Regions from separate parts of the Homo sapiens genome. Here region 1 is linked to region 2. The links are chromatin loops, found by intact Hi-C in ENCODE. Cell type or tissue: heart right ventricle. All regions are shown on one strand. Each heading gives the region's core, and the rest is flanking DNA. Links, peaks and the distances in the headings are about the cores only.

What was found. Hi-C counts contacts between places; a loop is a spot of excess contacts. Peaks named below come from ENCODE experiments on the same cell type or tissue, not always from the same donor. Only the 100,000 strongest peaks of a DNase experiment are listed, where the experiment ranks them.
Region 1: it touches region 2 in a loop (2.4-fold over the local background); 3 of 110 quality-filtered maps call a loop at or near these places.

Annotation. Positions count from the first base shown.
Region 1 is chr10:73,128,410-73,144,182 of GRCh38, forward strand. It overlaps ECD (ecdysoneless cell cycle regulator), which reads right to left. Exons shown (of 14, transcript NM_007265.3): 10 at 11,222-11,328; 11 at 10,900-11,086; 12 at 9,594-9,661; 13 at 8,295-8,509; 14 at 5,259-6,404. The coding sequence ends at 6,174. NUDT13 (nudix hydrolase 13) reads left to right here. Exons shown (of 9, transcript NM_015901.6): 9 at 2,294-3,414. The coding sequence ends at 2,494. Among named protein-coding and RNA genes, the nearest start is that of SNORA11F, 10 kb to the left of the region's middle. In heart right ventricle, for the core only: no CTCF peak of the experiment used is centred there; no DNase peak of the experiment used is centred there.
Region 2 is chr10:73,032,851-73,048,623 of GRCh38, forward strand. It overlaps P4HA1 (prolyl 4-hydroxylase subunit alpha 1), which reads right to left. Exons shown (of 15, transcript NM_001017962.3): 8 at 14,075-14,251; 9 at 12,131-12,201. Among named protein-coding and RNA genes, the nearest start is that of P4HA1, 56 kb to the right of the region's middle. In heart right ventricle, for the core only: no CTCF peak of the experiment used is centred there; a DNase peak (open chromatin) is centred at 6,719; H3K27ac peaks cover 980 bases.

The sequences.
Region 1 (15,773 bases), core at 5,024-9,023, 95 kb after region 2:
TAGCCATTAAAGAAGGTATGAGTTAATAGTAGCCATCAAAGAAGGTATGAGGTTTTCATTTGCATTTCCCTGATGATTAGTGATGTTGAGCACCTTTTCACATACCTGTTGGCCATTTGAATACCTTCTTTGGAGAAATGTCTATTCAGATTCTTTGCCCATTTTTAAATTGGCTTATTTATTTTTTGGTATTAAGTTGTAGAAGTTCCTTATATATTTTGGATATTAACTCCTTATAAGATAGAGGGTCTGCAAATATTTTCTCCCATTCTGCAGGTTGTCTCTTCACTCTGTTGATTGATTCCCTGACTCTGCAGAAGCTTTAGTTTGATAGAATCCCTACTTGTCTATCTTTGCTTTTCTTGCCTGTGCTTTGGTATCATATCTAAGAGACCACTGCCCAGTCTAATGTCTAGAAATTTATTCCTTTATGTTTTCTCCTAAGAATTTTATTGTTTCAGGTTTTATATTTAAGTCTTTAATCCATTTTAAGTTGGTTTTTGCATATGATGTAAGATAACGGTCCGATTTCATTCTTTTGCATGTGGATATCCAATTTTCCCAACACTGTTTATATAAGACAATTTACCTTTTATTGTCAGGAGTTAAGAGTGTCTTACATATAGTAGGCGCACAATCAGGCATCATTTAATGACTGACTGCAGGATTGGTCTTATTGCTCAAGTCAGTCAGGATGCTGGGAACTAAAAATATAAAACTATAGGTACTTGTAGTTGAAAGAAACTTAAGACGTTGTCTTTTTTTTTTTTTTTTTTTTTTGAGATGGAGTCTCATTCTTGTCGCCCAGGCTGGAGTGCAGTGGCACAATCTCAGCTCACTGCAACCTTCGCCTCCCAGGTTCAAGCAATTCTCCTGCCTCAGCCTCCCGAGTGGCTGGGATTACAGGTGCCTGCCAGCATGCCCGGCTAATTTTTGTATTTTTATTAGAGATGGGGGTTCCACCATGTTGGCCAGGCTGGTCTCGAACTCCTGACCTCAGGTGATCCTCCCACCTTGGCCTCCCAAAGTGTTGGGATTATGGGCATGAGCCACCATGCCCGGCTAGACATTGTTTTATCCAATCTCATCTTGCACTTCTCTAGCATCACTGACTGATGGTCTCTGCCTGCCAAAGTTTGCCTATTGTATGTTTTGGTTTTTATAGAATATCTAATCTATTTCAGCTTCCTTGGGATGAAGTTTGCATTACTTTGCTTCTTGCAAAGATGAGACTATGCTTTTGACTATCATTAACCCTTACCCTTTAAAAAAAAAAAAAAAAGAGTGGCTGGGCACAGTGGCTCACGCCTGTAATCTCAACACTTTGGGAGGCCGAGGCAGGTGGATCACCTGAGGTCAGGAGTTCAAAAACATCCTGTCCAACATGGTGAAACCCCGTCTCTACTAAAAATACAAAGAAATTAGCCAGGTGTGGTGGCGGGTGCCTGTAATCCCAGCTACTCGGGAGGCTGAGGCAGGAGAATCATTTGAACCTGGGAGGGGAGGTTGCAGTGAGCCAAGATCACACCATTGCCCTCTAGCCTGGGTAAAAAGAGCAAAACTCCATCTCAAAAAAAAAAAAAGTAATATTTGTATGTTCTTTTTTAATTGAAAAATTTATACAATCAATAGAGACACAAGGAAAAATAGGTATTATTCATAATTTATTCTCAATGTTAACCACTCTTAACATTTTAGTATTTGTACTTCCAGGATTTATTTAATGTATCTTATCTTTTTTTTTTTACTATGTTAGAAATATATTTAACTCGGCCGGGCACAGTGGCTCACACCTGTAATCCCAGCACTTTGGGGGGCCAAGGCGGGTGGATCACAAGATCAGGAGATCGAGACCATCCTGGCTGACACGGTGAAACCCTGTCTCTACTAAAAAATACAAAAAATTAGCCGGGCATGGTGGCGGGCGCCTGTAGTCCCAGCTACTCAGGAGGCTGAGGCAGGAGAATGGCGTGAACCTGGGAGGTGGAGCTTGCATTGAGCCAAGATAGCGCCACTGCACTCCAGCCTGGGCAACAGAGAGAGACTCCGTCTAAAAAAAAAAAAATATATATATATATACACACACACACACACACATATAAAACTCTCATTTCTTAATTATGCCTCTTTTGCTTCTGGGCAGTATCTAGAACTGACTTTCACCTAACCTGAAGATCCCAGGTATTATCTTCTAAGATTGCTTAGTTCTAGAATCATTTTCTGACCTTTGGCCATAGTATTCTAAATTTTGTAGCTCCTGACCTTACATCCTTTTCTTCCTTATGTCTTTCAGATCCAGGTGAACTTGAGAGAATTAGAGACAGCTGCCTGGTTCAGTCATGATGAGGTAGCCACAGCCCTGAAGAGAAAGGGCCCCTATACTCAGCAACAGAATGGGACTTTCCCATTCTGGCTGCCCCCTAAGTTAGCCATCTCCCACCAACTGATTAAGGAGTGGGTGGAAAAACAGACCTGTTCTTCCCTGCCTGCTTAGCCCGGATCAAGTCACTTAGATCGCTCCTTGGTATTCCTGAGGGACAAACTAGAGATCAGTTGACAAAGGAGAAGTGACAAAAGATAAGCTGCAGAAGGACCTCAGAAGGGCAGAGCAAAGGGTGAGCCTACAGTAAGACACTTCTATCAGCAGTGTTAATGGAAGAAATTCCTACCAATGGGCAATCAAAAAAGCCAGTGTGAGAAGAAAACTGATGAGCTGTCAACTGTCAAAAATCAGGGGGAAGGGGGAAGCATTAGTTTGGATGTAGGCCCTTGTTCAGTCATTTTCTCTAAGGCCTTGGAAGCAAACATCTTCTGGCATATGGCTTGTTAATGTTGTGTTTACACTAACTGCCAAAATGTGCCTGTTGTAAGTTTGGTTAAAACTTTTATCTTAGTATTGAAAATATATAGCAAGTTTTAAGTCATTACTGAGTTACTTGTTACCCTTACAGAATTAAGAAAAATAGCACAGTATGACATTTTAAAATTCATGTACAGGTGCATTCTAGTTACATGAACATGCTAGTTAAATAAAAGTCACAATTAAGTCATTATGACTCAGAGTACTTTATAATAAATCAGATGCCCTGAGGCTCTGTTGAGGAAGTAGAATCCCAATGGGACTCCAGACAGTAAATCTTTTTCGCTGTTTTCAGCTCTGTCACATGCTCAGTTTGTGACCCAGGGAAAAGACTATTGCTTTGCCATGCCTGTTTTCCTAAATAAAACAGTTGCTGGCATTTGCACATCCACAACGTGTTGATTAACAAAGGGATTGGTGGAGATAAACAGATGCCAAACCTGACCTATTTCTTAAACTTTATGGAATAAACTAAATTTAGGATTTCTCATCATTCATATATGATGCCATAAGGGAGAAGAGTTTATTTGGGGAAAATAAAAGAAATTTCCACACCTTTGTTCTGATGTCTTTTTCTGTCCTGTGAATTGAGAAAATTTTACAAGGTGAGAATTTGGGGGTAGGGGAAAGGATCCCTATTGGTGACAATTAAACATTTAAGTCCAGGTTTCAAGTCAGTGTAACAACTGAAGCAATGTGCAGGAGGAATGTTAGAGGTCTTGCTGAAAAGAGGAAATAATCATATCTTCAGAAGATTCTAGGGACTTATTTGTGATTAAAGACAAAAGCTCCAGAGACCCTAAGGTTATTTACATGTCAAAGTCCCATAGGACTAAGTCCCAAAGTCCCATAGCACTAAAGAGATTCTAAAACTAGAAAAGTTAAAGCACTGAATTTCCTTTTGATCTCAAAAGGTCATTGCTCTCTCCACTGCCAGCAAACCATCATTGCTTTGGGGAAATCAAAGTGCCTTCATCAGGAAATGTTGAGGGATAATATGTGATGGGACTTGATTGTCTTGTTAGATTGGCAGCTTGCCTTTACCTGGGCTGAACCCAGCATGCAGAAGGGAAAAGCACTCACAAAAGAGAGGTCCTGAGATTTCTTCATATCTTGCAGTTAGAAGAAAACAGTTCAGGGTCCATGTGTATTACCATCTCCCAATCTTTTCTATCTCTATGTGGGTGTGTTTGTGAGCGCATGTGTACACATCCCCAATCTGAAAATACTGATAGAAAGGGGAGTGTGCGGAATTCCTGGTTATGAGTTTCCCAAACTTACCATGGAGTAACTGTTTGTTTTTTGATTAATGTGTTTTTGGAAAAGAAAAGATGAGAGTGGCTAACAGCAGGAGCTGCAACATTGAACTTTGCTTCTCAGTAGTGAGTGGGAAAAGAGCTTTGCTGTAGAACCCCAAGGATATCTGAAAGCTGAGGCAGAAGAGAGCAGGCCTGGAATACTGAAAATGGCAGATAAATAAAAGAAACTTTGGTACAGGACCTACCTGACCTGAGAATATATACATGGGCAATAAATTATGAAGGTGCTAAGGATAAATAGAACCCATCTGGGTCCATGATGCAGAATAGAAAAACAGGTAAAATCTTGTGAGCCTGGCTGAAAGTCAGTCAGCCGTGGCAACCAGAATAAAAAAAAATTTCATTTATATTTTTGCCTATCACCCTTTCTCTACCCAATATTTAATCCTCAATGAAGATAAACCTAATGTACCACAAGTGCGATGGGGGGAAACCTTTTTCTCACAGTTGAGCTGGGACGGCATTCTGGCCCCATTTTTAACATGAGAAATGTAGCTTCAAAACAAACAATAAAAATATATTTAAAATAATTATTATTTAAAATGTTAAAATGTTGCACAATATCATCTGATGTGTTACTTTAGTCAATGTGTAACACTTATCCTCTTCCTTAGTTCATTTCAGTGAACACTAGGAAGACAAAGGATTGGAGTGGGATATGGTATATTTAGTTTTTATTTATTTATTTTTGAGACGGAGTTTCGCTCTTGTCGCTCAGGCTGGAGCGCAATGGCGCAATCTTGGCTCACTGCAACCTCCGGCTCCCGGGTTCAAGCTATTCTCCTGCCTCAGCCTCCCAAGTAGCTGGGATTATAGGCGCCCACCACCATGCCCGGCCATATTCAGTTTTTATTAGTTCGTGATAGTAAGTTCTCAGATGAGAACTCTACTACACCATTCTCCTAATTCCTCCCTTGGTCACTGGAGAGGGAACAGTATGAAACTATTTCCATTGTTTTTACTTGGATAGGGTAAGATATAGTAAAGGCATCTCTCTGCTGCATACAATAATAAAGAAGAATCCAGAGACCTAGATTATAAAAACATGGTCAGTATATGGAGCTGTCTGTAAAGAAGACTTTTTTTTTGCTTTTAATGGTGAATTTTATGATATATAGATAATACTTGATTTATTTTAGGAGGAATATGAGCATCATTTTAAGAAATAAACATTTCATCTTAGCAAAAGATATATCAGTTATATTAAATATCAAACCAATTAATTAATTAAAACAATTAAGTACAGTATCAGGTATGAAATATCCAAAATAGGCAAATCCATAGAGACAGAAAGTAGACTAGTGGTTTCTAGGGGCTGGGAGTAGAAGGGAATGAGAGACTATTAGTGAGTATGGGGTTTCTAATATTCTAGAATTAGATGGTAGGGATGGTTGCACAATTTTGTAAATATACTAAAAACCACTGAATTGTATAATTTAAAGGGTAAATTTTTTGGTATGTGACATATCAATATAGCTGTTATTTACAAGTAAATAAGTTCTATATCTTGCTTCAGGTACATACATACATGCAAAAATTCACTGACTGTACACTTAAGATTTGTGCACTTAACCATATGCATGTTATGCCTCATTAAAAAAATTGAAAAAGTGAATGAGTTTTCAAATCCAAATTTGTCAACTTGAAATTTTGATCTGAGGATGAATAGCAGTAAGGGAGAAATTTAAATATTTAGAATTACTCCAAGGGTATATTGTGGTAGGGTATGTCTTTAGCATGAAGTGTGTGAATTTCATCTCAAGGTTGTCTAGGGGCTAGATTCTACCCTGCCGAGTTCAAAACCTGTGTATAACCCACAGCTGAGATCACAAAGACTTGTGCCAAGAGGGCCACATTTGGGGCTCATGGAGAAGTCAATCTGTAAAACTTGTAATGAAGAAACATTTTTACTAAATGAGTAATCTAAACTAGAAATGAACAGAATCATATTCAATATTTATTTAAAAAGAAAAAAGAGAAGCTAAATGTGCTGGTTAATTTTTTGTTGGCTTACTTGTTGGTCTGTGATCGGTGTTGTCAGGCAGCTGCACTCCCATGCTTTGTAAAAGATTGGAAGCAGGTCCTGCCAGTCCAGCTTGGGAGCTATAGGATTCCAATATATTTGAAACCAGGTTCAGGTCTACATCTACTGGTGCCATAACAGATTCTCCCGTACCAGAATCTTCCTCATCTGAATTGTTATCGGTAGTCTGGGATACAGGTTCCTTATTCATAGAGGGAAAAGAAAATTATGGGCTAATGTATCATTAGGTTGCATGGTGGTTACAATAAAAAGATAACTAAGCCACAATGTAAATTTGCATTCCAAATTAAAAAGGAAACTTCTTATCCTTGGTGATATAAACTGAAAATGAAGTCTACAAGTTATATGGCCTAGCACACATAATAAAACTTGGTTCTAAAGGTTATAACACATTTCTCTCCAGGAAAGATTCCTGCAAATCGAATAAATTGCATGTCTATTTTGAAATAGCTCAAGGGCTAATAGAATTAAGAAGGTACATTTATAACTTGTCTAAGAGTCTTAAAAGAAACAAACATAAAAGTGAATATTAAATGAAATAATAATGTAAATTTTCTTCAAAATGAAAGAAGCGAGTGTTCCTTTCTTTCCCCCCAGTGAAAAAGCTTAAAAGTAAAAACACAAGGCTTTGTGGTTCCAACCACAAAGATTCTAAATTGTTAGTTGGGCCTCTGATTCCACAAGCTGGGGAAAGGATTTGAAAGATTACAGCTCGATAGACTTTTATGTCCTTGCTACCCAAAGCATTGTCCATGGAGCAGCAGAGTCTCCATCGCTTGGGGCTTATTAGAAATGGAAAAACTCAGCTGGGAGTGGTCGCTCATGCCTGTAATCCCAGCACTTTGGGAGGCTGAGGTGGGTGGATCACTTGAGGTCAGGAGCTCCAGAGACTAGCCTGGCCAACATGGTGAAACCCTGTCTCTACTAAATATACAAAAATTAGCCAGGCACGGTGGTGCGCACCTGTAGTCCCAGCTACTTGGGAGGCTGAGGCAGGAGAATTGCTTAAACCCAGGAGGCAGAGGGTGCAGTGAGCCAAGATCGTGCCACTGTACTCCAGCCTGGGTGACAGAGGGAGACTTCCATCTCAAATAAAATAATAATAATAATAATAAAATAAAACAAAATAATAATAAAAAAAAGGAAAATCTCAAGCTTCATCCCAGGCCTACTTAATCAGAATCTATGTTGTAACATGATCTTTTGGTTTATATTCGCATTAAAATTTAAGAAATACTGCTTTAGATAAATCTAATGTATGGTTTCTACTAGATTTTGACAATTCTGGAAGTGACTATAGTTTTAAAAGTGGTTTAGATGATCAAAGCAAGGAGAATTAACATTAATTAAAGGCCTATTGTAGGTTTTACTGCTGTCTAATTTGGTTCTCATGTTAATTTTATGATATGAGGATTACTGGTTTATAGATACATTCACAGTGGACAGCTGAGCTAGACTTCAAACCCTAACCCATAAGACTCCAGGGTTCTTGCTCTTTCCATAATACCTCTGTTTAGGATTAGACAGTGGTGGCATTAAAAACTAGGATGAAAACATAAACGGAAGGTGAATCCTAAATTTGGCTCTAAATTAGGGAAAAATACAAAATAAACTGTTAAAACTGGAAAGTTATTTGAATGTTTAAGATCCTGTTTATTTACTTATGTTATTTTGTTTTAATCCACTGTGGCCCAAGGCATAGTCTCAAAAGGTCTTGAGAACATGTGCCCTCTCTTTTTTAAAATCCATTTAAGCTGTAGTTTTTTTAAACTACTTTTGAAAAAAAATGTATTTAAGAAGTAGTAGTGTACAATCGCATTCTAATTTGAGCATATTATATGACTTTTTATTTTAAATCCTGATAGATAACGTAGAATAAGTAATATAATGAAGCTTATGTTTTGGAAAATTAAGTCTATGATCCTTTATCCTACCAGAGTTAGGAAAACAATTAACATTCTTATTTATTTCAAATCTCACACACCAAAAAAAGAAAAACTATGATAAAATATGGTTTTAGCTATCTGACATACTAGACTCAGAAAGAGAAAGAGGTTAAAAACACACATACCACTTGGTTCCTAGTGGTGAAACTTTTGCTGATGCAGGTGTGTGCTAGTTCCTGGTCCATCTGGGCCATGTATGACTTGAGATTATCAAGTGTTCCTTTCAGGGAAGCCTCTTCGCCAGGTTCGTGTGTTTCAAAGTCCAAGTCATCATCACTATCTAAACATTCAAAGTCTTCATCATCCAGATCATCAGAATCTGACTCATTAGGCCTTGGCCCTACACAGATCCCAAGAAAGAAAGAGCCACTTAGTAATTATTATTATTATTATTATTATTATTATTATTTAGTTACTACACATCTCAAAATAATTAGAATGTTACCCACAGAAAAAGACTAATACACACAGTCAGTCTACTTCACAAAAATCCCTTCTACAAATGGTAATGCTGGCAGATATGTGTGCATTTAATGTTGTGGAAAAGCGTACAAGCTGAATCAAAAGATTTAGCTTAAAAAAAAGTGAATTCAATTAATTAAAATATTTTTCTTAAAAAATTTTTAAAAATACCTAATAAATGAATACATTTTGATGTAAACATTCAAGCCATACAAGTATTGTCTCCAATCTCACTCTCTCCCCAGAGGTAAGCATCTTTTAGCAGTTTCCGGGTATCCCAATCTTTCTCTCTGCAGTTCTGTACATATATACATATTATAATTATTTTTTGAGTTATCTTTTTATTACTGATTTGTAAGTACAGTAATTCCAAAAAAGAACAATATAATATGGGAGCCAAGGTAAAACCCTATTTAAACACACAGCATTCAGTCACTCTCAAATATTTAATGAGGCCGGGCACGGTGGCTCACGCCTGTAATCCCAGCACTTTGGTAGGCTGAGATGGGCGGATCATGAGGTCAGGAGATCGAGACCATCCTGGCTAACACGGTGAAACCCCGTCTCTACTAAAAATACAAAAAAATTAGCTGGGTGTGGTGGCAGGCGCCTGTAGTCCCAGTTACTCAGGAGGCTGAGGCAGAAGAATGGCATGAACCCAGGAGGCGGAGCTTGCAGTGAGCCGAGATCGTGCCACTGCACTCCAGCCTGGGCAACAGAGCGAGACACTGTCTCAAAAAAAAAAAAAAAAAATTAATGAGCAGCTACTATATATGTCAAACACTAAGCTAGGCAGCCTCTACAAAATTATTCATGGGTAGTAATTCATGGTTGAAAGCAACTCAAACCAGGAAGAGAAAGCAAACATTTTGGCTTCTGAGATATCTCATAAACCAATGCTCTAGCAACAGCCATACTACTAACAGTTTCAAAATGAAAGTCAACATCACACCACTACTTACCTAAAATCTTATCAAAATAATTAAGAAAAGAATCTGCATCAAAAGTGATTGGAGCCTCAGAAGGTTCTCTGCAATATTAAAGGACAAAGACAATTAATTTATTCTAAATACAACTCTTTGAAACTTTTCTAAAGTGGTGCCATTCTTAGGAAAGCTACCAAAGATAGAATTTCTAAGGAGGCACAGCAAGAAAAGTTGTAGTTTAAGTTTTAAAAATCCTTGAGTTTACTGGCCTTGCAGGACAACAGAAATGGGAAAGTCTGATAAATGAAAAGTAAAAATTGCATCTTGTTTATGTACATTTAGCTTATGCTGATTTAGGGACCTACCCACTCTCTAGCCCCAATAAGATATCTAGCATTAGCAAAACCATTATTTATTTGAGTTAATTTAAATAAAGCCTGTTCTTTTAAGAACTAAAGCTTAAAAAATAAACAAGAACATATCTTCCCTTATCCCTGCTTTCTTAAAGAGAGAATACCAAATATAAATTTATATCTTTCATCAGGTTCAAGAGCATCAACACTAATAATGATATATTTGATACACAAGTAACAGTTTTTTTTGTTTTGTTTTTTTTTTGAGACGGAGTCTTGCTCTGTCACCCAGGCTGCGGTGCAGTGGCACGATCCCAGCTCACTGCAACCTCTGCCTTCCGGGGTCAAGCGATTCTCCTGCCTCAGCCTTTCAAGTAGCTGGGATTATAGGCGTGCGCCACCATACCCGGCTAATTTTTGTATTTTTAGTAGAGATAGGGTTTCACCATGCTGGCCAGGCTGGTTTTGAACTCCTGACTTCGTGATCTGCCTGCCTCGGTCTCCCAAAGTACTGGGATTACAGGCATGAGCCACCGCGCCCAGCCTACAAGTAATAATTCTATCTACCTGTTTTTCCTGTTATTTGCCAAATGTAGTTTCATATTTCTGTTATTATTTCTGCCTCTGATGAATTCCTTTTTCAGTATCCAATCTGCTTGCAGGGTGGGAGATCAGAGGTCTGAACTTGTTGAAAGTTAAATGTTGAGCCCATAAAGCTACTAAAGAGTAAAGTATATGGTTTCCCTGTGTGGTTCTGGATGATGGTTTTTAGGGTGATCTTTCTGGCTTATTTCAAGGATTGCAAAGGATGAGGCTTCTAGAAATCTGACTTCAAATAAGTAAGTTATCACTATACTAGGCACAAAAAAGAAAGCAAGCAGTACAACTCATTTACTCAAAAAAAAAAAAAAAAAGTGGAAATGGCAATGACTATGACTTCAACATTTGGGTTCTAGCTATTTATATATTTATACTTTAACACAAATTACCGAGGCAGCTCTGCTCCCTTGTGGGTTGAGACTTTGGATATGAAAGCTTTCATGCTCTCTGAGACTTCAGTTAAGTCATAGTTCTGCTCCTTCTCCTCCTTGGAAACAGACTCGGATTCTTTTTTGCCAACAGCTTCCTGCAGCAGCTGGTCCAGCTGATCTGGTGAGAGATCTAACCACTGGTCATCTGAAAAAGAAGAAAGCATAATACTGCCATTCTACATTCACATAAGTCCTCTTAGGAGAGGATCCTGTGAGACTGAGTAGAACATTTTAATTTTTTTTTTTTAACCCTTCCACTGTATCCTGGTCCATCACTTACCATCCTCTGGGGGAAGATTAGCTGCTTCTTTCTTAAGGTCTTCTATATCAAATGGTATTGTCTGTAATAAGGTTAAGATTTCTTCACCAGGGCTCATAGCAAGAGAACTATGAAAAATAAAAAACATGAGTATTTCTTCATAAGAGAACATAGAATAGTAATCATAAATACATAGTATTTTAAGGTTGGAAGGGATTAGCTAGTCTAATTTGGGGAGTGTTTTTTTTTTTTTTTTTTAAGAGATGGGGTTTCATTGTTGCCCAGAATGGACTCGAACTCCTGGGTTCAAATGATCCTCCCACTTCATCCTCCCAAGTAGCCAGCACTACAAGTACATGCCAAAACACCTGGCTCTAATTTGTTTGTTTGTTTTTAACAGAGTTTCACTCTGTCGCCCAGGCTGGTGTGCAGTGGCGCGACCTCGGCTCACCACAACCTCCGCCTCCCAGGTTGAAGAGATTCTCCTGCCTCAACCTCCCAAGTAGCTGAGACTACAGGCATGCGCCACCACACCCAGCTAATTTTTGTATTTTTAGTAAAGATGGGGTTTCACCATATTGGCCAGGTTGGTCTCGAACTCCTGACCTCATAATCCCCCTGCCTTGGCCTCCCAAAGTGCTGGGATTACAGACATGAGCCACCGCACCCAGCCTTCTAATTTGTTTTTAAGCATATTTTTAGGTTGCAGATCCCTTTTTCTCAAACAAAACTTTTACCAGGAACTCTAAAATACAGAAGGGGTCAAAGAAAAATGGCCTTCATTAAAGTGGAGGATAGGCCAGGCACAGTGGCTCATGCCTGTAATCCCAGCACTTTGGGAGGCCAAGGCGGGGAGATCACTTGAGGTCAGGAGTTCACTTGGCCAACATGGTGAAACCCCGTCTCTACTAAAAATACAAAAATTAGCTGGGCATTGTGGCACGTGCCTGTAATCCCAGCTACTCGGGAGGCTGAGGCAGGAGAATTGCTTGAACCCGGGAGGTGGAGGTTGCAGTGAGCTGCCCCAGCATGGGCGACTGAGCAAGACTCCATCTCAATAAATAAATAAAATAAAATAAAATAAAAATAAATAAATTGGAGGATAGAAGCTCAGAGATCTACACAATTGGCCTTCCTTTTTGGCTCTGAAGCAGGCTCCATGGAACATCATTATGAAGCCACTGATCTCGTATAATTCTTTCTATACATACATGCAGAGACAGGGTCTCTCTCTATATATGTATATATATGTACATACAGTTGTATTATGTTAATAGTACATATACATATAAAACACGTACTAAAAATACATAAAAATATACATATAATATATATTTTATATACGAGGAAAAGAAGATCCAGAAGGAAAGCATCAATTAAAATTTATCTAGCATGTATTAAATGCTATGCTAACACTTTAAATACATTTTCTTATTGAGTCCTTTTGTTACTATTATAGAAGGTAATAATCCTGTTTTACAGATGAGAAAACCAGAACCCAGGGAAGTTCTTTAACTTTTGCAAAGTCTGTATTACCCAGGAGGCGGAGGTTGCAGTGAGCCAGGATTGTGCCATTGCACTCCAGGCTGGGCGACAAGAGCGAGACTCCGTTGGCCGGGTGCGGTGGCTCACGCCTGTAATCCCAGCACTTTGGGAGGCCAAGGCGGGCGGATCACGAGGTCAGGAGATCGAGACCATCCTGGCTAACACAGTGAAACCCCGTCTCTACTAAAAAAAAAAAAAAAAAAAAAAATTAGCTGGGCGTGGTGGTGGGTACCTGTTGTCCCAGGTACTCAGGAGGCTGAGGCAGATGAATGGCGTGAACCCAGGAGGTGGAGCTTGCAGTAAGCCAGGATCGCGCCACTGCACCTCCAACCTGGGCACAGAGCAAGACTCCGTCTCAAAAAAAAAAGAGACTCCATAAAAAGAAAAAAAATCCTCATTCTTTAAGACTTAACTCAAATACCTCCTCCCTGAAGCCTTCCATTATCTTTCTTTTTTTAACATCTCTGCTTCAACCTTAGTGAAAGTTTATTACCTTCTCACTATGACTCTCTTTAGCATTTGATATTCCAGAATGATTTTTATTTTGCCTTTTGTTATGATTATTTGGTTTATTCTCTCTCCTAGTAACGTTTACATATTAATAATACAGAGTAGAGACAGTTCCCCATCACCTACGTGATTTTGCAAGGTATGCAAATGTTTATCCAATTAAAGCAAGTCCTTTATACAACTTGATTTGATCCATTCTTAATAGTTCAGACAGGGTGCCATCAATTTATGTAACAAATCATGTCACCATTATGTCACTCACTCAACACATAAGTATCTCTGTGCATAGTTTCTTTTTTTTCTTTTTCTAAGACAGGGTCTCACTCTGTCGCCTAGGCTAGAGTGCGTGGCATGATCACAGCTCACTGCAGCCTTGACTCTTGGGATCAAGCAATCTTCCTATCTCAGCAAGTAGCTGGGATTACAGGCATTAGCCACTGTGCCTGGCTATTTATTTATTTTTAATTTGAGTAGCTGGGATTACAGGTGCCCACCACCTCATCCGGCTAATTTTTTGTATTTGTAGTAGAGATGGGGTTTCACCATGTTGGCCAGGTTGGTCTCAAACTCCTGACCTCAGGTGATTCACCCATCTCGGTCTCCCAAAGTGCTGGGATTACAGGTGTGAGCCACTGTGCCCGGCCTATTTGTTTATTTTTAATTGACAAAAAAGTGTATAGGTTTATCATGTACCTTAAAAATATTGTAGAGATGTAATCCCAGCACTTTGGGAGGCTGAGGAGGGCAGATCACAGGTCAGGAGATCGAGACCATCCTGGCCAACATGGTGAAACCCTGTCTGTGCTAAAATACGAAAAGATTAGCCAGGTATGATGGCACGCGCCTGTAGTCCCAGCTACTCAGGAGGCTGAGGCAGGGGCATCGCTTGAACCCGGGAGGTGGAGGCTGCGGTGAGCTGAGATCGTGCCACTACACTCCAGCCTGGTGACAGAGAGAGACTCCATCTCAAAAAAAAAAAAAAAAAAAAAAATTGTAGAGAAAGCTAATGTTTCCTTTGATGACCACTGCCACCCATCCCAATCCATTGTCTTGCTCCCCAGAGGTGACTGCTTTCTCAAGTATACTTCGGCACTTTTCTCTCTCTCTGTATGTATATATATTTCTGTTTCTATTTCTTGTATTTGCTGTCTGTCCTTTTGCTGGAATGTTATTCCCCTAAATAACTGAATGTCTCACTCCTTCACTTCATTCAGGTCTCTTTTCAAAGAAAACTTCCTTAGAAAGGCCTTCCTTGACTAATCTATCTAGAAGAGCAGTCTCTACCCCTCTACCCCACACACTGCTTTTTCTTCATAGCACTTACCACCCCCTAATATTACATAATGGCTTGCGGTCTTTCTCCTACATTAGCATGTAAGCTCTATAAGGACAAGGACACTTTGGGTTCATTTATTATATCCCCAGTACCTGGAATAGGGCCTGGCACATAGGAGGCATTCAATAAATATTTGTTGAATAAATGAATATATATGTATCTATAAATAATGTATTGTTTTGTTTTGAGACGGAGTCTTGCTCTGTCACCTAGGCTGGAGTGCAGTGGTGCGATGTCGGCTCACTGCAACCTCCACCTCCAGGGTTCATGCGATTCTCCTGCCTCAGCCTCCCGAGCAGCTGGGATTACAGGGGCGTGCCAACACGCCCAGCTAATTTTTGAATTTTTAGTAGAGACAGGGTTTCCCATATTGGCCAGGCTGGTCTTGAACTCCTGACCTCGTGATCCACCCGCCTTGGCCTCCCAAAATGCTGGCATTACAGGTGTGAGCCACTGCGCCCAGCCTGTATAGTATTTTGTATATTTAAAATTTTTATATGTGTAACATCCACACGGTATATATTTTATTCTTTTTCATTTTCATTTTTAATTTTTGTGGGTACATAGTAGGTGTATATATTTATAGGGTATATGAGATGTTTTGATACAGGCATGTAATGTGAAATAAGTACATCATGGAGAATGGGGTATCCATCCTCTCAAGCATTTATCCTTCGAGTTACAAACAATCCAATTACACTCTATGTTAAATGTATAATTAAGTTATCATTGACTATAGTCACCCTGTTGTACTATCAAATAGTAGGTCTTACTCATTCGTTCTATTTTTTTTTTTTTTTGGTACCCATTACTGTACGTATTTATAACTTGCTTTTTTTTTTTTTTTCACTGCATTATGTTTTTGAAATCTATTCATTTAGATCAGTGGTTCCCATTTAGATCAGTGGTTCCCAACCAGGGACGATTTTGCCGCCCAGGTACCTCTGGCAATGTCTGGAGACATTTTTGGTTGTCATGATTGGGGGATGAGGGAGAAGTGCTATTGATATTTACTGGATAGAGGCCAGGGATGCTGTTAAATGTCCTATGAAGTGCAAGCCAGTCCCTCACAATAAATTATCAGATCCAAAATGTCAGTAGCACTGAGGTTGAAAAATCCTAAATCAGATATATGTAAATATAGTTCATCTCTGGTTAACTACTAGATAGCAGGCTATCATA
Region 2 (15,773 bases), core at 5,126-9,125:
TTACTAATCATTACCAACATGAAACTAACATGACAAACAGGGTGGATTCTTAGATTTATCCTATATTACTAAAATTATTTGCTTGGTGATATCTTGCAAATTTTTTGGGACTGGCTGAGTATTACAGAATTCCTCAGTGTAGCAAAAATGGGAAGAATCAAAGTGTTATTGTTGTAAAGAATATAGCTGATTAAGTATATTAAGAATTTTTTTCTTCTAATTCTGCCCAAGTTCCTGGTAGAACTAATCTGGTATATGTCAATGTACCTGTCTTTCCTGCCTAGCACAATTTGATGGATGTCTGAACTTTATAAGCAACCAACCAACTACTGACTTGATTTTTACAGGTAATTGCAATGCTAAATTGGAAAGCATTCTAATAAAGCTTCGAACTAAATGCCTCATGAACAAACTGTTCCTATTCCATCCTGGAACCTATCACCCACAGAGAACGTGTCTTCTGATATCTTCAACTTCCCTCCCTGCTACCAACAACTTTTAAATATCTAGTCTTATCTTTTCCTCTTGTACTTTGGTAGAATCATCGTCCTTCAGCCTTATAGAGGCAGACTTTCTATCTATGCTTTTGATTCTATGCTTTCTAACTCTAGATGCCTTACTCCAGCAGTTATTGCCTCCCTTTTATCTTTAATCTCCTCCTTGTCAATGCTTGCTTATTGAAGTCTCCTGCTACCAAGAAAAATACCTTCACTTTAGCCATTCTAGCAAATTACCACTCCAGTCTTTCACTTTACTCCTTTAAAACTGCAAAAGTAAGAAATGCTTGTTACATTCCACAAATGGTCATGGGACACTGGTTATCTACATGCAAAGAAAGAAGCTGGACCTCTGCTTCACATTATATTAAAACGAATTACTCAAGATGGATCAAAGACCTAAATGTAAAAGCTAAAATTATAAAAACTGTGGGAAGAAAACACAGGAGCAAATCTTTGTGACGTTGGACGAAGCAATGGTTTAGCTATGACATCAAAAGTACAGGCAACAAAAGGAATAAATAAATGGGACATTATCCAAATAAAAACCTTTTATGCTTCAAAGAATAACATCAGGAAAGTTAAACAGGATGGGCACAGTGTCTCAAATCTGTAATCCCAGCACTTTGGGAAGCCAAGGCAGGAAAATCACTTGAGTTCAAGACCAGTCTCGGCAACCTAGCAAGACCCTGTCTCCACAAAAAAAGTTTAAAAATTAGCCAGGCATGGTAGCGTGTGCCTGTGTAGTCCTAGCTACTCATAAGGCTGAAGCGGAAGGATTACTTAAGCCCAGGAGTTCAAGGATGCAGGGAGCTACAATCACACCACTGCACTCCAGCCTGGGCCCCAGAATGAGAACCTATCTCTAAAAAAATAAAAATTTGTGGTAAAATACATGTAACATAAAATTAGCCATTTAGACTATTTTTTAAATTATGGTAAAATATATATAACAGCAATTTTACCATTTTAATTAAGTGTACAATTCACTGGTGTTAAGTACATTTACAATACCTTACAACCATCAGCACTATCCATTTCCAGAACTTTTTCATCAAAACCAAACAGAAAACTGTACCCACTGAACAACAACTCCCATCTCTCCCTCCTCACAACCCCTGGTAATCCTCTATTCTACGTTCTGTCTGTATGGATTTGCCTATTCTAGGTATCTCCTGTAAGAAGAATCATATAATATTTGTCAATTCTAGCTTATTTCACTTAACATGTGTGTGTGGTTTTTTTTTTTTTTTTTGGAGACAGGGTCTCAACTCCAGTTGCCCAGGCTGGAGTGCAGTGATGCAATCTTGGCTCACTGCAGCCTCAACCTTCCGGGCTCAGGTGACTCTTCCACCTCAGCCTCCCAAGTAGCTGGGACTACAGGCATGCACCACCATAGTTTTTTGTATTTTTAGTAGAGACGGGGTTTCATCATGGTGACCAGGCTGGTGTCAAACTCCTGGACTCAGGCAATCTGCCTGCCTCAGCCTCCCAAAGTGCTGAGATTACAGGTGTGAGCCACCACACCCAGCCAAAATAATGTTTTCAAGGTTCATCCATGTTATAAGCAGGGTATCAGAAATTCATTTCCTTTTTTAAGGCTGAATAATATTCTATTATCTATATATACCACATGTTTATCCATTCATTTGTTGATGGACATTTGGGTTGCTTCTAACCTTGGGCTATAGTGAATAAATGCTGTTATGAACATAGGTGTGCAAGTATATGACTCCTTGCTTTAAATTATTTTGGGTATGTACCTAGAAGTAGAATTGCTAGATCACATGGTAACCCTAAACTTTTTGAGGAGCTGGCAGACTATATTCCACAGCAGTGACACCACTTTATATTCCCATCCCTCACTGCCTTTTAAACTACTGCTTTTAGAAAAAAAAAAAAAATCTAATAACCTCCCAGCACTTTGGGAAGCCAAGGTGGGAGGATCGTTTGGGGATAGGAGTTGAAGACCAGTCTGGGAAACATAGCAAGACCCCGTCTTTACAAAAAAAATTAAAATAAATTAATGAGCAAGGTGTGGTGGCACAGGTTTATAGTTTCAGCTACTTAGAGGCTGAGGCAGGAGGATTGCTTGAGCCCAGGAGTTCGAGGTTGCTATGCCCACACCACTACACTCCAGCCTTGGCAACAGAATGAGACCTCATCTCTTAAAAAAACAACAGAACACCACCACAAACTTTTAATTCCAGGAATGGCCATGAAAGTCTACCAATTAAGTACTGGTTAAATAATAGGTTATTTCTAATTTTTCTCTGTTATAAACAATATTGTAACAAAATGCTATATCTTTGCACACTTGTGGGAGTATCTCTGTACGATAAATTCCTAGATGTGGAATTGCTAAATGACTTTTACATTTTGATAAATGTCAAATTTCCCTCCAAAACAGTTGCAATGATTTACACCTACCCATTTCATAAAACCCTTGCCAGTTTCAATCCTTTTATTCTTTGTCAATCTTAGCAAGGCAAAAATATTTTAATGGTTTAAATTTTTTAAGTTTTTATTTGCATTTCTTGTTATATCATAACATATCTCGGCCAGGCGCAGTGGCTCACGCCTGTAATCCCAGCACTTTGGGAGACTGAGGCGGGTGGATCTCTTGAGGTCAGGAGTTCGAGACCAGCCTGACCAACGTGGTGAAACCCCGCCTCCACTAAAAATACAAAATTAGCCAGGTGTGAAGGTGCACACCTGTAACTTCAGCTACTTGGGAGGCTGAGGCAGAAGAATCTCTTGAACCAGGAGGCAGAGGTTGCAGTGAGCCGAGATCACGCCATTGCACTCGAGTCTGGGCAACAAGAGCAAAACTCCGTCTCAAAAAAAAAAAAAAAAATCTTGATGAAGGGTTTGAGGCTTAGCAGTTAAAACCAATGTTGATTGTAGGTTAAAAAAAAAATAACTGTCAAACTGTCATCTTAATTGTAGTTCTGTTGTAGTCACTACAGAGGAAAATGAATTCTACTGATGCATGGGAAGTTATTTCATTTAATTTGACTTTCATGTAAAATCCCCTCCAAAATATAGTAACACTCCCTTTTTTTTTGAGATGGAGTCTGGTTCTGTCACCCAGGCTAGAGTGCAATGACGCTATCTCGACTCACTGCAACTTCTACCTCCCGGGCTCAAGCAATCCTCCCACCTCAGCCTCCGGAGTAACTGGAACTACAAGCATGCACCACCACGCCCGGCTAATTTTTGTATTTTTTTGTAGAGATGAGGTTTCACCATGTTGCCCAGGCTGGTCTCAAACTCCTGAGCTCAAGCAATCTACCTGCCTTGACCTCCCAAAGTGCTGGAATTACAGGTGTGAGCCGTCACACCTGGCCCAAAATACATTAAGACTTTCCTTAGTTTAAGAACTATCTTCAAGTTACTCATCTGGATCCCATCCTTAACAATTACTGCTAATCTGTCTTCAGTGACATTATTATAGACATAATAGGTTATCTAAAAACTCAGCTCTGAATTTACATTGTAACATTACTAAAATTCAGTGGAGACCATTATACTGTAATGTATGTTAACTGTCCATTCTTCTAGGACCTGGAAGTCTTATTCCTGTGTTAGATTAAATCATAAGAAATCCAGAGGTTTTGCTTTCTAGTACCCAGTGCTTTAACTGAGTTGGGATTTTTTTTTAATGTTATAGCATTTAATAGGAAAAATCATTTGAAGATCATTTATCTTTTGTATAACTGTAATTGAAAATGTCAACTAATTATACAGTGTTTTTCCCCATAAAACACAATTTAGTGCCAGGAGAAAAAAGAACTATTTCTTCAGATAACTTTATATGTGTCCTTTTTTTTCCATTAAAAATTAAATAGCCCAAAGTATGTTCCTTTTGGCCTTAATGACAGGACCTGAAGCCAAAGCTGTGCATTCAATTAGAGTAACATTTCTATGCTTTTTTCCTTTCTACTGAGTTTCCGCTGTTAAAAAAAAAAAAAAAAAACTTCATGATTTTGTAAAATACCACTAGAATGCGCAGAGTAAGGGAGCAACATTCTCACACTGCAAAACTACACTTCTAATATGTGAGTAAGGAAAGCTCCAAAGAAAAATGTCAGTAATGTAATTTGAACATGATCACTACCTTCTTCTAACCCGACACACACATAAGAATATTCTATGATTAGCTAATCGAAAACCACTATATATATATATATATATATATATATATATATATATATATATATATTTTTTTTTTTTTTTTTTTACAAAGGCAAAAGATAAGTCACACCCCAAAGTGCCAGTTACAGAGGACAAAATTTCCAATAATTCTTCTCTAGGTGCTTGATGGTTAACAAAGGCTAATAATCTAGACTGGGAATTTATCCAGTCCCTTTGCTTCATAGTGGGATAATTATGCAATAACACTATACATCCACTCATTTCAGTTATCTCAGTCTGAGTACCACAGTTCAACCCATTACAGAGCAGTGTTGTTAAAAGTTATGCCATTAAAAAAAATAAAAAAGCTGAACCACTCAAAACTTTTTGTATTTGTTTATATATATTATACTTTAATACTAATTTGCTCCTTAGTAACAAGGGTAAACAAAATCTTAAGCCTAAATAACATATTTATGATATATTTAAGGCCAGACATGGTGGCTCATGCCTGTAATCCCAGCACTTTGGGAGGCCAAGGTGAGATGATCACTTGAGCCCAGGAGTTCAAGACCAGCCTGGGCAACAAAGCAAAACCGCATCTCTACAAAAATACAAAACTTAGCTGGGCATGGTGGTGTGCACCCGTAGCCCCAGTTACTCAGGAGGCTGAGGTGGGAGGATTGCTTGAGCCTGGGAGGTGGAGGCTGTAGTGAGCCATGACTGTGCCACTGCACTCCAGCCTGGGCGACAGAGTGAGACCCTGTCTCCGAAAGAAAATAAAGTAAAATAAAATAAATAAATAAATACACACATATACATATATATCATGTTACATTCATGATATCATAAATACCGTATTGTAGGAAATCATCACTTCAGAGTAAAAAAATGAAAATCACTTTCCCACCAGAATCAAAAAAGCTTTTCTACCACTCTAAACAGATTATTGTTTATTTGCATAGGTCATTATTTATATTACTTTAACTAGACTTTATGAGTTCACTTAACTATCTTTTCAGAGCACAAAACTGAATGTTTACATTTCAAAAACTTCAAATTCCATTTCTCTGATCTACCCAAAATTATTAGCTTTTTCATTTACAAGCTGTAGTAAATTCTTAGGGTTTTTATTTGCTTTTTTTTTTTTTTTTTTTTTTGAGACGGAGTCTCGCTCTGTCGCCCAGGCTGGAGTGCAGTGGCGGGATCTCGGCTCACTGCAAGCTCCGCCTCCCGGGTTCACGCCATTCTCCTGCCTCAGCCTCCCAAGTAGCTGGGACTACAGGCGCCCGCCACTACGCCCGGCTAATTTTTTGTATTTTTAGTAGAGACGAGGTTTCACCGTTTTAGCCGGGATGGTCTCGATCTCCTGACCTCGTGATCCGCCCGCCTCGGCCTCCCAAAGTGCTGGGATTACAGGCGTGAGCCACCGTGCCCGGCCTTTATTTGCTTTTTAATAGTGGAAAAGACAGAGATGACTTGCCAAAAGTTAACAGATTGTCAGTAACATAAGTAAAGCCTTTTTTGGCTGGATGCAATGGCTCGCGCCTGTAATACCAATACTCTGGGAGGATCACTTGAGCCCGGGAGTTTGAGACCAGCCTAGGCAATATAGTGAAACCCTGTCTCTACAAAATAAAAAATTAAAAATTATCCAAGCATGGTGGTGAGCACCTGTATTCCCAGCTACTCGGGAGACTGAGGTAGGAAGATCACTTCTGCCCAGGAGTTGGAAGGAGCAGTGAGCTATGATCATGCCACTGGACTTAGGCCTAGATGACAGAGCAAGACCCTGCCTCTTAAAAAAAAAAAAGCCTTTTTTGTTTTATGGGTTTGTTTGTTTTTTGAGTCTCGCTCTGTTGCCCAGGCTGGAGTGCAGTGGCGCAATTTCAGCTCACTGCAAGCTCTGCCTCCTGGGTTCCTGCCGTTCTCCTGCCTCAGCCTCCCCAGTAGTTGGGACCACAGGCACCCGCCACCATGCCCGGCTAATTTTTTTGTATTTTTAGTAGAGATGGGGTTTCACTGTGTTAGCCAGAACGGTCTCGATCTCCTGACCTCGGGATCTGCCCGCCTGGGCCTCCCAAAGTGCTAGGATTACAGGCGTGAGCCACCATGCCCCGCCTGTTTTATGTTTTTTAAATACTAAAGGAGTTCCAAAAATATTTTGCCAAAAAAATTCTATTTGCTGAAATGCTGGAACAAATTATTACTTCCACTGAAAGTGATGTCATCGCTTAGACAGTTCTCTAAATACAGATATTTGAAATTCCTTTCTAAATCATTCAAAATACAGATGTTCCCAGGCTACAAGGGATTAAATTAACTGACATCAGAACACGAATTTTCTTCCATTTGGCAACTGAGATGGCCTTTTTTTTTTTTTTTTTTTTTTTTGAGACAGAGTTTTTGCTCTGTCACCCAGCCTGGAGTGCAGTGGTGCAATCTCAGCTCACTGCAATCTCTGCTTCCCAGGCTCAAGTGATCTACCCACCTAAGCCTCCTGGGTAGCTGGGACTACAGACGTGCACCATCACTCTCAGCTAATTTTTTTCTTAATTTTTTGTAAATAGAGACAAGGTCTAGCTATACTATCCAGGCTGGTCTCAAGCTCCTGGGCTCAAACCATCCTCTCACCTCAGCCTCCCAAAGTGCTGATATTACAGGCATGAGCCACCATGCCCGGCCTTCTAATGCTAGTAGCTAAATACCTTCTGCTATCATTTATAATATGTAAGTATGGTTGTACCTTTCTCAAAAATCCAATAAAACTGCTTAAGAGCTACAAAGTTAGAATATTTAAAAAATAGGTTTGAAATGTTTAGCAATATTTAGTTTTTTTTTTTAAGTGTATAGATCACTTTCCTACAGTGATTTATTTTGATTTATTGGCAACAGTCCATTGACTGTGGGCTGGATATTTCTTCAAAAGGGTCATTGCATACATAGAAAATTTCCAAAAACAAACAGTCTTCCAAAACATCGAATTCATGAATTTTTTTTTTTTTTTTTTTGAGATGGATCTCTCTCTGTCGCCAGGCTGGAGTGCAGTGGCATGATCTCGGCTCACTGCAATCTCTACCTCCCGGGTTCAAGCCATTCTCCTGCCTCAGCCTCCCGAGTAGCTGGGATTACAGGCGCGCCACCACACCCAGCTAATTTTTGTATTTTTAGTAGAGATGGGGTTTTACCATGTTTGTGAGGATGGTCTTGATCTCCTGACCTTGTGATCCACCCACCTTGGCCTCCCAAAGTGCTGGGATTACAGGCGTGAGCCACCACTCCTGGCCGTAATTTTGTTTTATATGCTTCCTAGAAGCATGCAAATCTAGAGGATTTAGCTATTTACAAACTTTATGACAAAAAATGTGTAAAACCATGCAATAATCTGATAAAATCTGTTAACAGTTTAATTTTTATTTTTTTTAAAGAAGGGGTTTTTTGTAGATATGAATTAGGTTCTGTAATAGAATGGAAAATTAGCTTAATGTAAAAATCGGGTTAATTGCAATGTTCAGAAGCACTGTAAATCATATCTCAAAACATGTCTATGCAAATTAGTTTCTGCAAATCCTTACTATCTATTAGTGTTCCTTAAGGATAATTGCTCCTGTGATTAAAATGAAAATCATATTATGGCAAATTTAAATTTTCTTCATGTCTTCTAATGGGGTTCAGGACACTCAACCCCAAAATATGGCACTGTAGCATTTGAGCAGAAGCAGGTCTCTCTGACCTTCTCCCACTCTTTTCCCCTTAAGCAGGCTATAAAAGAATTGTCTAGGCCAGGCACGGGCTCATGCTTGTAATCCCAGCACTTTGGGAGGCCGAGGCAGGCGGGTCACGAGGTCAGGAGATCGAGACCATCCTGGCTAACACGGTGAAACCCATCTCTACTAAAAATACAAAAAATTAGCCGGGCAGCAGCGGGCGCCTGTAGTCCCAGGTACTCAGGAGGCTGAGGCAGAAGAATGGCATGAACCCAGGAGGCGGAGCTTGCAGTGAGCCAAGATTGCGCCACTGCACTCCAGCCTGGGGGCGACAGAGCAAGACTCCATCCCCCCCCCAAAAAAAAAAAAAAAGAATTCTCTGACCTTCCTCTAAAGTAGTATAAGACTTTCAATCCAGAAGTATCCTCTCTCTACCTGGAAGAAATGAACATCCTTATCCTGAGACACAGAGATACCAAGAGGTATGTGAACAAACAGGCTTTGCTAAGTTTCCCCCAGTTTATTACCATTAGATCATATCCCCTTTGTTCATCATACTTCTGTATGACTATCCACTCATCAAACCTAGCATAAAAATACACAGGTTTCCCTGTTTCTTTGGGTTCTCATTTTTTTCTATTTCTTTTCTCTTTTTTTTTTTGAGACAGGATCTTACTCTGTCACCCTGGCTGGAGTGCAGTGGCATGCTCATGGCTCACTGTGGCTCTCTGTAGCCTCAACCTCCTCAGGCTCAGGTGATCCTCCCACCTCAGCCTCCCAAGTAACTGGGTCTACAGGTACATGCCACCACACCTGGCTAATTTTTTTTGTATTTTTTGTAGAGTTGGGGTTTTAACATGTTGCTCAGGCTGCGGTCTTCATTTCTAAAGGCTTCTTGTCAAGTAAATTTTGTATTAAATAAATTTGTATGATTTTCTCTTGTTAATCTGTCTTTTGTTATAGGGGTCTCAGCTATGAAGCTAGTGATAGGCAAGAAAAAAAATTTTTCTCTCTTACTGGGGCAAAAGGGCAGGTGGTGTTATACAGCAGAGACAAGAAACCAAGACGTGTATAGTAACGTTTAAGGTTAATATATAAAAGGCATATGGTCCTGCCCAAAAAAGAAAAAGGAAATGCTGAATCAACACATTCGGTCCAGCCTAATCTTTTTCTTTTTGAAGACAGCAGTAATCTTCAAAATTTCTCTGAGTACCTCCTAAAATGCCTGTTAAAATCTATGTTTGCCTTTGCATAAATTTTTTAGTTGACAACTAAATTTTTTCATAATTTAGTTTCGAATGATTGAATTGTCATATTGAAAACGTTGGTAATTTCTAAAAAATGATTACTTTAAATGTATCCACTGGAATCTAAATACCATAATGATTTGATATCCACCATCATCCACTTAAAATATGTGAACAAAATATTTTTTAATACTTGGACATTTTACATCTTTTTTTTTTTTCTTGATGTTATAGTTTCATTCCATTCTTATCCTAGAACAGTTAATTCTCAACAGGGGTGGAGTCACTAGAGGTAGTGGTGGGGATTTTACCTATCAGGGGACATTTGACAATGTCTGGAGACATTTTTGATTGTCACAACTTAAGGAAGGGTGCTACTGGCATCCAGTGAACCACAGATGCTATTAAACATCCTACAAAGCTGAAGATAGCCCCCAAGAACAAGAATTATCTGACTCAAAATGTCAATAGTGCTATTGATAAGGTTAAGAAACCTTGTCCTACAGTGACACATTTTTATGCCTGAAAATCTTTTATTTATCACATTATACTTATCTATATTAAAAATATTTATACAATTAACAAAAATATGAATTTCCTAAAACAAAAAGCCTGTGTTAAAGACCTATAAAAAGGCTGTGTTAAAGATAGTATCTTCTGGATTGTTACTATAATTATTATTCACATTTGTTAATCTAAATAACATGACTAAACAATCATTATCAAGTATAAACAAGTGAAAATGTATTAAGATGTTCCTAATGAGATGGATGGGGCTTATGTTTGTTATATTTCATTAGTTATTGTGTCTGTGGATAAATATTCTACTTGTTAGAATAAAAATTCAGCACAAAGATATTTCTATTTTCATGAGAGCCGAGAAACCTTCACAAGTAGATGGAAAAGGAGTTCTATTGTAATACTGTCACCCAATTCTGTGAGCTCTAAGTTACACAGTGAGCTCTTTTTAAAAAACATTTTAGTGATCAATCAACTAATAACCTAATAAGATTATCTTTAAACACTGTTAAAAGCAAGGAACTTGCAAAGGCTTTGTTATAAAGGCACTTACTTACGCAATACCTGCAGCTACTAGGTGACCCTGAGATTTTTAAACCCCTGCTTTACTGCAGAGTCCAAAAGAGGCCTTGTTTAATGAAGGGAATTTGGGAACTTCTCTTAGTTCAATATGAGAACACATTTCACTTATCAAAGTTTGGGGAGCCTCAACAGACATTATGTAAGTTAATGTTACTTTGGAAAACCCCTATTAACTGCCCCATAACCATGTTTATTAGTCCGTCATGAAAACTCCAGCACAGATATTATCAAACATCTATGCCTAACCACCTAGGTCTTAGAAACTATATCATGAGTTTTCAGAAAATTAGATTCCCAAGAAAGAAATGGTCCAAATATGACTAAAGTTCTCTCCATTACTCCCTTACCTCTTAGATACTCTGTACTGTGCTGTGGTCAATTTTCCAGTCTCAGGGTCATGTACTGTAGCTCGGCTCAGCTACAAAAAAAGAGAAAGGACAAGGACTTACTCCAGTAGCAGGCAATTTTGGGCTTTTTGTTTGTTTTGTTTTGCCAAGCCACAGGTGATTGGAAGGGTTCAGATTGGTCTGGATGGTGGGTAATGGTCTCGAATCCACAAAAACATTTAGAAAAGTGGCAGTAAGAACAGCCACTTCCAAATCAAGAGAAAATGAGTTGACAGATTTTTGTTGTAGATTTATTGTCCTTTCACTTTTTTTAAACAAAAAATCATTTGAAGCTGTATGTAAATGATTTATAGCACTGGGTTTCACAGAAACTTTCTCAGATCTAGAAGTTATTTAAATATTTTGAAAAAAAATAGTAGACTCCTTAAATTCATTTTTCAAACCTCTCACTGAGATAAAACTGTTTTTAAATCTCTCTGGCAAAGTAAAAGGCAACTAAGTTTACAACTAATTTTTGGAAGACAGAGCTCAGAAGCGTAACTCTGTTCTTCCTACTGCCAACTTTTGAGTCAGCGAATTTTTTTAAATAAAAAACTCAAACAGGAGGAATACAGATTACTACATAATGACAATGTTATTTTACAAGATGTATGAACAAATGCCAACGTAATCACCATGAAGGAGGATATGAATCACCGCAGCATTTATGAATATGAGAAAACTGCATAGGTGAAGACTACTACTCCCAGATTCAGGAGGCTGCTGCTTTATTTCCCCCTTTGGCAACAAAAGGGAAAAAGAAAACAAGTATCAGGCCACTTCCTGGATATTTGACACCTGATCTGAAGAAAGATAAAAAGCATATTAATTCCCTAAAAATAACATACCAATTAAAGGTTAAAAACAGAACTTCTAGTGAAGGAGAAAGACCTGTGAAACACAAAGCAGTTTATCCATGCGTTATCCTGTTTATATACAGGGTGGTGACTTGAGCTGGTGACTGAAAATGACCCACTTTCCTTAAATGAATAATTCCTGTAAGATGTATAAAACACTCATTAGAGGGCAAAATATGCAGCATACACATCTCTTACCTTTTGCTAATTCTGTAATGTACCGTCTCCAAGTCTCCTGTTATTGGGTTTGAAATGGTGGCTCGCCTCAGCTGTGAAGCCAACCATCAAAATAGTTGCATTACAAAACAAAAAACTGAATCACATTTACCCAACCAGTCAGAATTCCAGGGTTTTTACAAAGGAGGCTAAAAAGAGAAAATAACTCCATACACTTCCAGTCACCTTGTGCTGAGCCTTGAAAGCCAGTTAGTTTTTTAGGTTTTTGGGGTTTTTTTTTTTTCTTCAATTTTTTGTTTTGCATAGATGGAGGACATACAAACAAAAGAGATTGGAAATTAAATTTCTTTCAATGGTGAAAGGACATGACAGTAAGAAAAAGAGACATATCTAAAATTTGAAGTCTAATTTACAGTTAAAATAGCCATCTGGGGGTGGGGAGAGAAGGGGAAAAAAAGAAGAATGCCTATTTGCAATTAATGATCCATTCCAAAACCTTTGACTTTAATTTTTTTTAGTGATGGAACTGTTTGCACAGGTTAATGTTTAAAATTCATTTTAAGGTCAATCTTTTGTCCCTTCAAGATAGCCACTCTCATTAACATATACAGTGAAATAATCTTGGACTGAGAACAAAGGCAGAGGAAAAGAGCTCATAAATGTTAAAAACAGCAAGAAAGAGGTGACCGCCTAGATAATAATTTCAATTTTTTTTAATGGAACGATGATTCTGAGGTTGTGAGAGCATGAAATTTTATTGCCATTAAATTTATTGATCAAAAACAATCCAAATTGAGGAATCTCCAGAATATAACTTGATCTCCAAGTTGAAATGAATTAATTACCTTGGATGGCACCAATAATATATATTAATGTTAGACCAGTCTTTTGCATTTATAATGTAATCTTTGGCCAAAAAAAAAAAAAACCACCAATTTGGAGAAGCAGAAAAACTCTAAAAGAAATTCTAACTTCATTTTGTAGTATAGATATCCAGATAATTCAAACCTTTGATATAATAAGGGTCAACAAACTATGGCCACAGACCAAATTCAGCCTGCTACCTGCCACTGGAAATAAAATTTTACTGTAATATAGCCACACTCTTTCATTTACATATTTTCTTTGGCTGCTTTTGCACTATAATGGCAGAACTAAATAGTCATGACAGAGATCATATGGCCTCCAAAGCCTAAAAAATATCTAATATTGACCTTTATGGAAAAAATCTGCCAACTCCTGTGTAAGACAGCAAAGCATGCCTAGAATTTATTCAACAATCTCTTTATGAAAGTGATGGCAGCTTGTATTTTACTATCAAGAAGACCAAATATGTTTTAAGAACAAGCTGATGGGGGAAAAGGCAAGAGCATAAAGGGTAGTCTTTTCCACATTCTCACTAAAGAGTTTTTATGCTCAACACTAAGCTTATAGATTGGGTTTACGTTAGATTCTTTTTCTTTTTAAGATAAATTCTGTGGGTTAAAGTCAGAAAACTATCACCATTTCAAATTAACATAATACTTGTGCCCAATTATATCTTTTTATAATAGTAACAATGTGCCTAAAAGGGAATAAAAATACTTCCACGGTATTCTTTCAGTAAAAATACAGAAGTGAAAAAGCTGGGCTTTGAGTAGCCTCTGAGATTAAAAGACTCCAAAATACAGAGAAAAGTTTATCAGGAAGACAGTGAAACACAAATTTGTTAATGGTGAATAAAAATCTCACAATAATTTTCATAATTCAGTGCTTAAAACCCAGTTAAGGGTACATTACTTGTGTTGATAACAAATGGAAAAACTGGCATAAACACAGCATCATTAGTAACTCCATTATGCTGAGGCAAAATATCTTTAAAAAATCTGTGGCATTATTCGTATATCAATTATCCTATTTTTTTACAAAGAAAAATTGATACAAAGGTACAGTAAATTGAGGAGAAAGAAAGAAAACATTATTTACCCTTGGTTTTGCTAGGTCTTTGACGATTTCAATTTCTGCATCAGAAATAATATCATGGAAGCGAATAATACGAGGCTTGTCCCATTCATCCTCCTGTTTAGCTGGAGCCAGAATAAATTTAGGATTACGGTTTCCATCATGGTAGCGGCAAAAGAGTTTTTTCTGTCTCCGAGGGGTCTAAACATAAAGTTAAGAATATGATGAATATATTACAGTAATAATACTTTTAATATCTATTCCTATGCAGATAAGAGACAATAATCATGCTTGCATATACAGAGTATCTCTGGAAAAACATACAAAAGAAGCAGTACTCTGCAAATATTTTGCCTCAAACAGGATGTTCAGAATTTTAAATACAGTATTAATGATTATTTTCTGGGTGAGAGAGGCGAGGTCTTAAATAAGGAGAAAGGTAGTGTATCTCTTTTAACCCTTCACTCATCAAAATAAAGTTCAAATGTTTAAATATGAAAAAAAAGCCATGTTTATGAAAATATTAAATGAATGCCTGGCATTGCTCTAAATGGCACAAAGTAACTGGAAAGCACCCAGAGACAAAAAGTTTCTAGAAGAAAAAAAAAACTAGGTTTTCCTAAATACCTCACAGTTAAATGCTTGTGGCAAAAAAAAAAAAAAAAAAAAAGGAATTTTTTTAAGGGCAAAATAAAAAATGGATAGCTCTGAAAAAGAAAAAATAAGTTATTAAACAAAGATCCCAGATGCTTTTATTAGGCAGTATAAAAATAGAGCAGTCAACAAAACAAATTCCCTTCAATCATCTATGTATTATATTAATAAGTTATTTTGTTGCCTACTTCTCTTAATTAAACAAGTATGTCAGGCCTGGCATGGTGGCTCATGCCTATAACCCCAGCACTTTGGGATGCTGAGGTAGGAGGATCACTTGAGCCCAAGGAGACCAAGATCAGCCTAGGTCACACAGCGAAATCTCGTCTCTACAAAAAATTTAAAAAATTAGCCGGACATGAGGGCACTTGCCTGTAGTCCCACATACTTGAGGGGCTGAAATGGGAGGACTGCTTAAGCCCAGGAGGTAGAGGTTGCAGTGAGCCATGATCATGCCACTACACTCCAGCCTGGGTGACAGAGCAAGAAGCTGTCTCAAAAAAACAAAACAAAACAAAAACAAGTATGTCACATAAGCAGGAATATGAGTAGTCTGTTTCAATTATTATACTAATAGTATACTAAAACAAATAATGATTCATGTTTATTCTCCATGCACTTTACCTAGAGTCAAATCCAAGGCTTTAATTTTTAGTAAGTCTTTTATATAATGATGAGATGAATGTAGCTATTCTGAGAAAAAGAATTTTTTGTTTTTGTTTTTGTTTAGACAAAGTCTTGCTCTGTTACCCAGGCTGCACTGCAATGCCTTGATCTCGGCTCACTGCAGCCTCTGCCTCCTGGGTTCAAGCAATTCTCCTGCCTCAGCCTCCCAAGTAGCTGAGATTACAGGCCCCTGCCACCATGCTCGGCTAACTTTTTGTATTTTTAGTAGAGATGGGGTTTCACCATGTTGGCCAGGCTGGTCTTGAACTCCTGACCTCAGGTGATCCACCCACCTTGGCCTCCCAAAGTGCTGAGATTACAGGCATGAGCCATCGTGCCTGGCAAGAATGTTCTTTTGATCTTAGGCAAAGTTGAGTATGTGTTACATTAACAAACCGGGAAA